Linked DNA regions of Mus musculus: region 1 is linked to region 2. The links are chromatin loops, found by intact Hi-C in ENCODE. Cell type or tissue: gastrocnemius. All regions are shown on one strand.

Region 1 (2,500 bases), 47 kb after region 2:
CTACAGGGAAAATGTTCCTGAACATCTGGGTGCCTTCCAGCCCACCCTGCAGGCTAGATAGAGGTCACCCCTCCAGTAGCCACACTGCCTTCTGGTTGACCCAGCAGCGGGGCTATCGATCCACCAAGAGTGAGGAACAGGAGGAAGTACAAGGGTAGACCATCACGGGGACAGTGAGATCTCTGGCACCTGTCAGCAGGCCTGACTGGGATCCAGACTCCGGTGGCCACAACAGTAGGGGGCACTCAACACCTCCCAAGACGCCCCAGCTTCTGAACTTCCGTTCCCCAGGAGCCTCTGAGCCCGGCCTCCTCTCAGGGTTACAATCCTCAGCCCCACCCCTGGTCCCACCTGCTGGTCTGTCTGCTTGGTAGAACCTCCCACCACTGTTCTCCACCCAAGGCAGGAGGAAGGCAATCTAACATTCGATCTACAGACACTTCTCAATAACACAGCAAAATGTTCCACGTGTTAGCTCTAGGCAAGAGGCCCACTGAGGCCTGGCATACTCTACAGGGGTGAAACAGGGTTCTGCAGCAGGGTCTCACCACTATGTAGCCCTAGAAGAGACTGGAAATTTGCCATCAAAAAAGCTGACTGCAGTACGGGGACGTTTCTAGAATGCTGGAGAAACCTGGGAAGAAGGCTGTGGCCCTGAGAAACAAGAGGCTCCTCTGGGTGAGAGATGGTGCAAAAACTGAGAGGAGGGGAAGAAGGGCTGAGAGAGGGGAGGATGTGGGGAAAGGTTTAGGCAACAGCTGGGTTAGGAGCATGGGACCATAGATGCACAAGTACTACTTACAAGGGTTTGACACGTCATCTGCCTCCAGGTCAGTCTACAGCCCAGCTGTCTCCACTCTGGCCTGATCCAGACACAACGATCTGCCCCTAGCTAGTCCTCCGCAAATACCCTCTGGTGTCACCCTCCAGGTGAAGACAGCAGCTGGGCCTAGAGAAAGCTTCCACTCACTGACAGAAGGAAACCCTGAAAACCTGCTCCTGAAGCCAAGCAACGCAGGCGGCTGCCAACTCAAGGGGCTGTGGGAATCCGGGGTCCAGCTTGACCCTGCCAAGAGCCACTCTGTTTACTAGGCAAATGCCTACTCTTGATTTTTTTTTTTAAGTTAAATTAGCAAGAGGACAAGCATGACACTAGAGAAGCAGGGAAGATGTTAGTCAGTGGAACAGGTAGGTGATCCCATTAGGACAGAATAGGGAGAAGTAGGAGAGGTCGCTGTTAGCTCGCTGCATTCACAGGGGCCCAGACACAGCATGGTCCAGAGAGGGCAGTAAACCGTCATTCTCCCCCGGGAGAGAAAGAAGGGCCCTCTGAAGGCATCCATCCTTTCCCAACATGCACTAAAAACCTATGATGCAGTAGATGGCAACTATAGATCTGAGTCCTCCTGCACAAGTCTCTTGGAACGGTGGCCTCTACTCAGACCCTCTGCTTTGGTTGCAACTCCACTGAACGGCCCTGATGGGGAAAGGAGTGGGCACAGCCAGCAGGCACTGGGCACATGCCCAAGGGTTCTCTCCACCCTTCCACTAGGGAGTCCTCCTCCTATGGCTCCAAGTTGAGACGAGAGGCACTAGGAAGCCCAAGACAAAAGAAGCCTGTCTCACTGGGGAGGGAGACAGGCTGGCCTTCACAGAGGTGCCCTTGGGAGACACAGTGGGAAGAATGGCCAGCTTGTCACGCACAGAGCCACCTCTGCAAGCATCTCCCGGCCGGCCCAGACACCAGCCACATGCTTCCTGTTTGAGTTTTCCTTCTTTTCAATTTTATTTTGTAAATCTGAATGTCATCTATTTAGCCAAGCCCACCCCCCTCGGTGCCTAGCCACTTCCCCCATCCTCCGGCATTCCAGCAAGGCTGAACTGACCACTCTGTTCGGCCAGGCAACAGATGAAGGCTCCCTAGTTAGCAGACAGAGCCAAGCCTCGGTTGCCTTGAAAGCTATCCCCTCGCCAACCCAGGAACACTCCCTCACCCCGGCGCCAGAAATGCCCAATACCCCTTTGTAGCTGGAAACTGTTCCCTGAGTCTAGGTGGGCAGGCACTGGCAGTCACCTGGAGACCCTGAATTCTCCTCCAAAGAATCTACACCCACAGTCCTATAATAGTAATGCCCCTGGGGCTGCTCCAGGCTCAGTGAGGTGGATCTCCTGTGCTTTGTCCCTTCAAATATTTCACAGCCACAGAGGCAGGTTCTGCAAAGACCAGTGATGCAGATACAATTGTGCAGAGTTCTAGAAGTGAAGCAATGGCCGAGAGACGATCAGCAGTAAGAGGTGGGGCCAACGCCCAAACCCAAGTGAGTCTAACCCTGACTGAGCTTCTGCCACCCCCCACCCCCCCCACACACACTCAGGACAACAGGAATTTGGCACCAGGAATCCTACAAGCCCTTGAGAGCCAGATGTCATCCAACAGTAGGAGGTCTCCGGGGAGGCGAATGCCTTTCCCTGGCTCCAGCTTAATAGAAGCAGTTCTTCA
Region 2 (2,500 bases):
TAGTGGAAGGCAGGTCTTGAAGGATGGGGAGAGAGGGAGTCCTGTGACGATTAAGTCAAGCCAAGAGGCCTGCTGTCCAGAGACGGTGAGTCTCCTGCTGAATCGTGTATCAGACCTACTGCTCTATAGCAAGGACACATAGAAGCCCAGGCCTGGCCCCATCTCCCTCAGTGTGGGAGAAATACTGGACTAAGGAGAGACTCTTGGATCAGCCAGGACACAGTCAAAGTAGGGCAGACGGACTAGGCCAATGGTACCAAGGATGGGAGCCAGGAGGAAAGTGAGAAGAAGCCCAGGGTTCGGGGGAGCCCATGGGAGGGCTCCTCAGTGTGTCTACCCGTGTGGCTTTGGAAGGCAGGCGTGACATATCCTCTGCCTCTGTTTATGGTGGGGACATCAGAGCTCTGACTAGGGTAGTAGTGGAATCCAGGTGCTCCAAATGTGTGCAGTGGGTGAAATCTGACCCAAAGGGTCACCAGGGTTTCACCTTACATCCAAGGTACATTCTGTGTTCTCCCCAAGGAAGGGTGGAAGGAAAAAAAAAGACTAAGAGAGTCAGAGAGGAAGCAGGGGAGAAAAAGGGAGGAGGGAGGAGCCAGGCATGGACCAAAGAGCTCCTTGGGGTAGCAGGTAGAGGGTCCTAGGATGGACTTTAAAGATTGGAGGTAGGCAGAACCAAGAGAAGCCATCCCCAGGTTGGGGCTGTCAGGATGACTTCAGAAAGGCAAGGCAGAGGTAGGCAAGTTTCAGCTGGCCAAGAGGGGGAACCTACCAGACGCCTGCACCCCTGTGAACAGAGAGCTCTTCATGCCAAAAGAGAGAGTGGAGCTCAGGGCAGAGGACCAGTGGACAGGAGACAAAGAAGTCTTTTGGTGGGTTGACAGTGACATCTTGACTTAACAGCGAGTCCTGACTGCTGGCCAACAACCGAGGCTCCCAGCCTGGAGCAACCCAGTTCTGGCCAAAACGGCTTGGCAAAAGTGGCTGGTGCTTTTGGCCTGTCACTGGGCCGTACCAGTGCTGGCACTTGAGAGCGGGAACCCAAGCTGGGCCAAGCTGAGCAAGATGGGGGCGGGGGCCAGGGTCCCAGCTCAGGTTCTGCTGATGGACATTCATGGCGCATGTCCTGTGGGAAGTGAGGCTGAACAGCCCTGGTGTGAGTCCTGCCTCTGCTCTTTTCAGGCTGCAAGAGGATGAATGCCTTCCCTGCCCTCTCTGAGCTCAACACACTGGATTTCATAGTGTGACTGTCACCTATTAAGTGTCGAATCTGAGTAGCCCTGCACAGTGGCTATGGTGGTACTGAGCAAACTCTCTCACTACACCTTAGCTGCTACATCACTGCCATTCCTTAGGGCAAAGCAATGACCATCTAGTCGGAACTCCAGGATGTGTCCTTGACGCTGCCCCCGGCACCACAGCCATATATATGTTGCGTGTGTGTGACCCCTGGGCACCTCCTCTCTGGTTATCAATTCTTCCAGGATTTAAAACAAAAAAAAGTCTAGTTCTGGAATCCCAGATGAAATGGCTTCCATGGGCACGTGTGAGATGGTGCCTTGAAGGTCCTGCTTTCCTGGCCTGGCCCATTGCCATGCCCCTTAGCACGGCAGTGTCCCGGAGACCTGAGAGGTTCTGCAGGAATGTTGCCGAGGTCAGCTTGCTAGCGATAAGAACATTCTAGGAGTCTGGCTCACGTGCTCTATCGAGTCAGAAAGAGAGGTGTGACCATGGTTCTAATTTCATAGAAGAAACTAAAGCTCAGAGACGTGAGTCTTAGGAGAACAGGGCACAAGTAGCTAAGTCCTCTGTGAAGGTTTGCAAATGCCTGGCCCAGGCAGTGGCACTATTCGGAGGCGTGGCCCTGTTGGAGTAGGTGTGGCCTGGCCTTGTTGGCATGGGTGTGTCACTGTGGGCATGGGCTTGCTTTCTGTGTCCAGAGCCTATATTCAGATCCAGGCTTTCTGCTTCCGGCAGTCTGCACTGGGATCTGAGAGGTCCTGAAGGTGCTTCAAGCTCTGGGGCCACTACACAGTCATCAGTGAGACACGTCTGACCTATGGCTCTCCCAGTCTTTCCATAGGGTATGACCCAGGTGATGCCATAGGTGACCTCAGGCACTGGCAAGGGTGAATGAGTCTGCCCTCACGCCTTTGTGTCCAGGCAGGAGGGAATGAGTTGGGGTGCGCAGACAGGGAGGAGCACAGGACCCTAACCCTAACCCTGATCTAGCCTTTGGGCGGCTCAGACACTAGTCCCTGCAGGGTATCTGCTGAGCGACTCCTGCTGTTCCAGCCTTGCCTTTCAATGACTGACTGGTGAAGCCGCTGAGAATGAAGAGAGGCAGGGGTATGGGGTATCTAGCCTGGGACTGATGCTGCTCCGTCTGTCTGGCTTTCCAGTGCACACTTTTTCTTCCTAATCTGTCCCAGAGGGTCCCGTTCTTGTCATGCTCCTAGATTGTTTTCTTAGTTAGCACCCAGTGCCAGGGCAGAGGAGC

What was found. Peaks named below come from ENCODE experiments on the same cell type or tissue, not always from the same donor. Only the 100,000 strongest peaks of a DNase experiment are listed, where the experiment ranks them.
Region 1: it touches region 2 in a loop (2.2-fold over the local background); 3 of 42 quality-filtered maps call a loop at or near these places.

What each region holds. Positions count from the first base shown.
Region 1 is chr19:47,412,796-47,415,295 of GRCm38, forward strand. All of the region lies in intron 2 of Sh3pxd2a (SH3 and PX domains 2A), which reads right to left. Among named protein-coding and RNA genes, the nearest start is that of Gm36885, 14 kb to the right of the region's middle. In gastrocnemius, a CTCF peak has its summit at 239 (motif pointing right); DNase peaks (open chromatin) are centred at 269, 1,006, 1,527, 1,879 and 1 more place; H3K27ac peaks cover 2,327 bases.
Region 2 is chr19:47,365,807-47,368,306 of GRCm38, forward strand. The region is part of intron 4 of Sh3pxd2a (SH3 and PX domains 2A); the gene reads right to left. Among named protein-coding and RNA genes, the nearest start is that of Gm36885, 61 kb to the right of the region's middle. In gastrocnemius, no CTCF peak of the experiment used is centred here; DNase peaks (open chromatin) are centred at 974 and 1,620; H3K27ac peaks cover 2,436 bases.